Linked DNA regions of Homo sapiens: region 2 is linked to region 1. Evidence: read pairs that join two places in POLR2A ChIA-PET (ENCODE). Cell type or tissue: PC-3. All regions are shown on one strand.

The links. Peaks named below come from ENCODE experiments on the same cell type or tissue, not always from the same donor. Only the 100,000 strongest peaks of a DNase experiment are listed, where the experiment ranks them.
Region 2: POLR2A ChIA-PET joins it to region 1 with 5 read pairs; 1 of 35 experiments calls an interaction of 5 or more read pairs at or near these places.

Annotation. Positions count from the first base shown.
Region 1 is chr9:14,204,490-14,206,989 of GRCh38, reverse strand. The region is part of intron 2 of NFIB (nuclear factor I B); the gene reads left to right. It also overlaps the pseudogene RPL7AP47. Among named protein-coding and RNA genes, the nearest start is that of NFIB, 110 kb to the left of the region's middle. RefSeq lists an enhancer at 2,003-2,500. In PC-3, no CTCF peak of the experiment used is centred here; a DNase peak (open chromatin) is centred at 1,279; H3K4me3 peaks cover 490 bases; H3K27ac peaks cover 1,187 bases.
Region 2 is chr9:13,856,483-13,858,982 of GRCh38, reverse strand. All of the region lies in intron 7 of LOC101929507 (a long non-coding RNA gene), which reads left to right. Among named protein-coding and RNA genes, the nearest start is that of LINC00583, 70 kb to the left of the region's middle. In PC-3, no CTCF peak of the experiment used is centred here; a DNase peak (open chromatin) is centred at 1,252; H3K27ac peaks cover 1,311 bases.

The DNA of each region.
Region 1 (2,500 bases):
AGGAGGATAAGCTAACATTGTAAGCACATACAATGTATGGAATAGTGGGGTTTTACACAGCTAATCACCATTTAGCCTCACTGGAATCCTTTCATTTGTAGGTGACAATTTTATATGCGTTGCACTGTCTTGTGCAGTCAGTAAGACATAGAGCATGATCTCCAAAAACTTGTATTCTAGTTGGGGATATAAAATATAGCTACTTGGCAATATATACCAAACATGACTGAAACTAAGACACAGGCAAAATCTGAAACCATCCCTTAGGTTTTTTTTTTTTTTTTTTTTTTTTTTGTAAAGCATGTTGTCTGAATCTCATAACTCTGTATATGATAGCATAGGGTCTCTTTGCAGGTACTAGATGGTCAATCAACATTTATCGAATTCTTCTGTTTGTTGAGCAGATTGTTGTTTTAGTATTTGGAAACTCTCAAGGAAGAAAAGGTAATAAGTCAGCAGTGTCAGACCATAAAATCTCATGAAAGGAAAGAAATTAGCTCAAGTTTTAAGAGTGTTAGTAAGGGCCAGGTGCTTGGCTCACACCTGTAATCCCAGCAGTTTGCGAGGCCGAGGCAGGAAGATTGCTTGAGCTCAGGAGTTTGAGACCAGCCTGGGCAGCATGGTGAAACCCTGTCTCTACCAAAAATACAAAAAAATTAGCCAGGTGCATCTGTGGTCCTAGATACTCAAGAGGCCGAGGTGGGAGGATTGTTTGAACCTTGGGAGGCGGAGGTTGCGAGTGAGCCGAGATCATACCACTGCACCTGAGTGGCAGAGTGAGATTCCATCTCAAAGAAGAAAAAAAAAAAAAAGAGAGAGAGAGTTAGTAAGTTACTAGTGAACTAGAAATATTTTTTGAACACAACCACTCTGTTTCACCTGTCTGTTAAGAGTGGCCCATTATTAAATAGCTGTGTGACTGATTATTTTGATAACTAATTAAACAAAGGATAAAAGTCCCTAAATGTCTTTTACGCAGAAACATAATTAATAATGCTGAGAAATTATTCTGCTGTAAAAAGGTCCAGGAAAAGTGTGTGTGTGTGTGTGTGTGTGTGTTTTTCAGGTGACTACTGGAGAATAGACATTATTCAAAATATACGATTAAAGAGACATTAGATTTTCTTCTCCTAAAATGGAGACTTAAAAAAATTAAGTAAACAATATTGGTGTGGCTCTGCTGAGTGTGTGGACATATAATTCAAGCTAGAATGGGCATTCAGTGAATAAGCACTATGATGAATACCACCAGTTTGTGTCAGCATTATGGAATTCATCTTTCACCTCTGAATTATCTTTCAGCAGAGGCAAGAATGTTGGATTCAGTTGAAGCTTAGATTACCAAACAGTAATCACTGCCAATGATGATTACAGGAGTACACCAGGCCTAATGTGTCTCTCAACCTGAGCTTAAACTTGCGGAACAGTCTCAAAGAAAAATCCACTGACCTCATTATGCAGTATTTGGCTGCTGTGAACATAGCCTGTTAGCTGGGATTTAAGTTTAACAGAGAAAAAAAGGACAGAGACAATATATACCTTGTGTATATATCGTACTTATGAAGGTGTACTTATGAAGTATTTTTAATTCTTCAAGTGTTTTTTATATTCCTACTATGAACAAATCAGTATGTATTTTTAGTTCCATGCAGTGTCTCCATCATTTCCTCCCTCCCACGTTTTCATTCCCCTTCCTTTCTTCTTTCCCTCCCTCCCACCCTGCTTTCCCTCCCCCTTCCTTCCTCCCTTCTTTTTTCCCCCTCCCCTCCCCTCCCTTCCTTCCAATTTTTGTTCCTTTGGTCAGCCCTTGGAACTCACTCACAGAGACTATGTATCTGATCTCGGTTTTTTTCAGTTTTATGCCACAGACATAGTTAATTCCTCAGATGTTTTTTGAAGGGAAATTTGTATTATTTTTATGTACAGAAAACTCAACAGTGTACATTTAACCCAGTTTGGTGGCAAGTTCTTTAGCTTTTGCCTTTTGAGCTTGGCAATGTAAGCCACAGGCTTGGGACCCAGGACATTGCCTCCCCAGTGATGACGGATCTCATTGGCTCTGTCGTTGTAATTGGTTCTGATAGCTACCACCAGCTTAACCAAAGCCCCTTTGTCTTCTGAGTTAACCTGTATGAAGGCAGCAGTGGTGCAGGTCTTCCTGTGGATTAGATGTCCCAGTCTTGTCTTCCCCTTGATATTGCAGTAAGGGACCCCCATTTTACGACACAGGGCAGGCAGGAACACAACCAGCTCGATGGGATCCATGTTGTATGCAATCACCACCAACTGAGCTTTCTTATTCTACACCAAGGTGGTGATGGTGTTAACTCCTGCTTGAAGGACAGGTGTTCTTAGTGGGGAGGTCCCCTTTGCCGGCGCTTTCTTCTCCGCCCGGGCCAACAGCCTCTGCTTCTTCTCTTGCTTTGTCTCTGGTCTGTACTTGTGGGGCAGCTTAAGCAGCTGAGTAGCTGTTTGGTGGTCCAGGTCCTGGGTGAACTGG
Region 2 (2,500 bases), 350 kb after region 1:
TAATCGTGTTCAAAAGCGATTAAGGGGCATATTTCAAAAAGTTTGGTAGATGAAAAGAGGTTTAATTAGAGATGTGAATAAACAAATAGAATTTAAAAAAAATGATGGAACTCTTAACACCAGGAAAAAAAGGTGTGTGATAAAGGGTGTGTAACCATAGTATGTATCACTTGACTGAGCAATGAATAATATTTGCCTTATCTAATAATTAAGATACTGTGTTATAGCCATATGGTAGAGAAGAGTGAGTGTAAGAGAGCTAAAATTCTCATTTATCAAAATACATAAAAATTTATCAACACAGATAAAAAGAAAATCTAAATGTGATGAATTATGATATGGGAGTAAATACATGTAGTTTTAGATAAATAAGGGTAAATTCTTAAGCAAATATTTAAAAAAGTTAAAAGTGGTTACCTTCAGGGAGGAGGATATGTAAGAAAGGAAGCAGAGGGGACTGTTTTTATTGCTAAGCCTATTAGCACAATTTGATATTTTAAATTATATTTATTCCTTTAATAAAATTACAATTAATTTAAAAGTCAAATAAATGTTAATTAGGGTTGAAAAAGAATTAAGAATAAATCAAGGCAATTCACTAATTTCCAAATTGTTGACCAGCTTGGGCACAGGTTAGATGTTGATGTAGTTCAATTTCCAGCTCACCTTTACCCTTTTAAAATATTCTTCCAAAAGCTTGAGGCCCTAGCCTTACCCCAGGCCTGTATTTCCCAAAGAAAATTTGTTTACTAAGTTGATTTGCTCCACAGTCCAGGTCACAAATTTTATATGCTTTGGAAATTTTATATGCTTCTAGCATATAAATTTAAACAATTTATATGCTACGCCTTATTAAAAGGTAGGCCTTTGAGATTCAATTCAGAGACTGATTCAAGAGGTCTGGGAGGTGCTGATGAATTGATTTTAACAAGTGTGTGAGATGAATTTGATACAGGCAATCAAGGGACCCATTTAACAAAAACTTGCACAAAGGTGTTGGGATTGAACATGTTAATACTTACCAGAAATACATATTCACTCATTTATTTATCTAATATTTATTTGAGCTCATTTTAGTTTTAGACAATATACTAGTTGTTGAGATGAGGCATATTCTAAAAACATTCATAATTTAGTCATTCATTACAGAAATAACAAGGGGAAGCCTGCCTCATGTGACTGAATCTTAGCACAGAATCCCAGAGGTCAATGTGGAAGAAATACAGGAGCAGAGAAAGCCTTCTACCCAATAAACTTTCTAATCCTAACATCAGCTTTGAAATTAGTCACAGCATTCTTCATCATGAGTATGAACTCCAAACATCCTCTTATTAATATATTACAAATGTTATGAGCATTGGGCACATGAATACTCTTAATACCTGATCCTGCAGGCTTAAATTGTTTGAAGCATATACAATGTTAAATACAGTATCAGAGGCATAGTAGGTCCTCAATAAAGGTTGATTCCCTTGTGCTTTTACACTATACTTTCCATTTGCAAGTAATTCTGCTCGTAGCTTGACTGGCAGTGCACTGTGGTAGTCAAAAGCACAGGTTTATATTGAAATGCCCATTCCCAGCTCTTTTTTTGGTACATGTCTTTGTTACACTGGCAGGTTATTTGACCTTGTTAAGGAACGAATTCTTCCTTTTTTTAAGGGGATACTTATGTCACTTTGAGGGTTTGTTGAGATGATACAGGTAAAGTTCCTTACAAACTCACATGCACTTAAGAAATGTTGTGGCTACTTATTACTGGTATTCTTTTACTCAATATACAGGTATTGTAGAGAAGGTAGGGGTGTGTGTGTGTGCTTGCATGTGTAGCAAAGCACAGACTCACAAAAAGAAACAGTGTGTCAGTACATGTCTGAAAGCCTGAGTCCTGCAAAATGAGACTCAGGTCATGGTGAAAAGCAGAATTCAGTGTTAATTCAGATTCAAGATAAGGTATAACAGGGTCGTTCTCTACTCTTTGTGCAATGAGTGGTCTCCTTTCTCTTGAATGGAAGCAGTCTTCCATTTTGGATGTCCAGGGCTAGACGCCAATGCTTTCAGCTGTATTAGTAGGCTACGTACTGTTAAGAACATGTCTGAAAGACTGAATTCAACAGCCCAATCATTTCATATTGAAGTACGAAATTTGAATAAGGATGACATGTGCTGACTGCATTCCAGGCTTAGATAAAAGAGGTCGAAATAGGAAATGACAGGAAAATTTGTAGTAAGAAACCAATAAAAAGGAAAGCCAGTCCACTTTACTATACCTGATAGGGGAAGCAGGTGTGGTGGGTTGGCCTCACACGATCTTCCTGGTCCCAGCCTCTCAAGGAGAGAGTGACAGTGATGGGTATGTTCTGTGAAGAGGTAGGAAAGATGGGGGAGCAAGCCAGGGCTACTGCTCAAGAGCTGAGAGGATGTAGAGCATACCCCATCCCGGGGGCAAAAGAATTTTCGTATAGCCAATCTCCCTTCTTGTACACATAGAAACTACTAT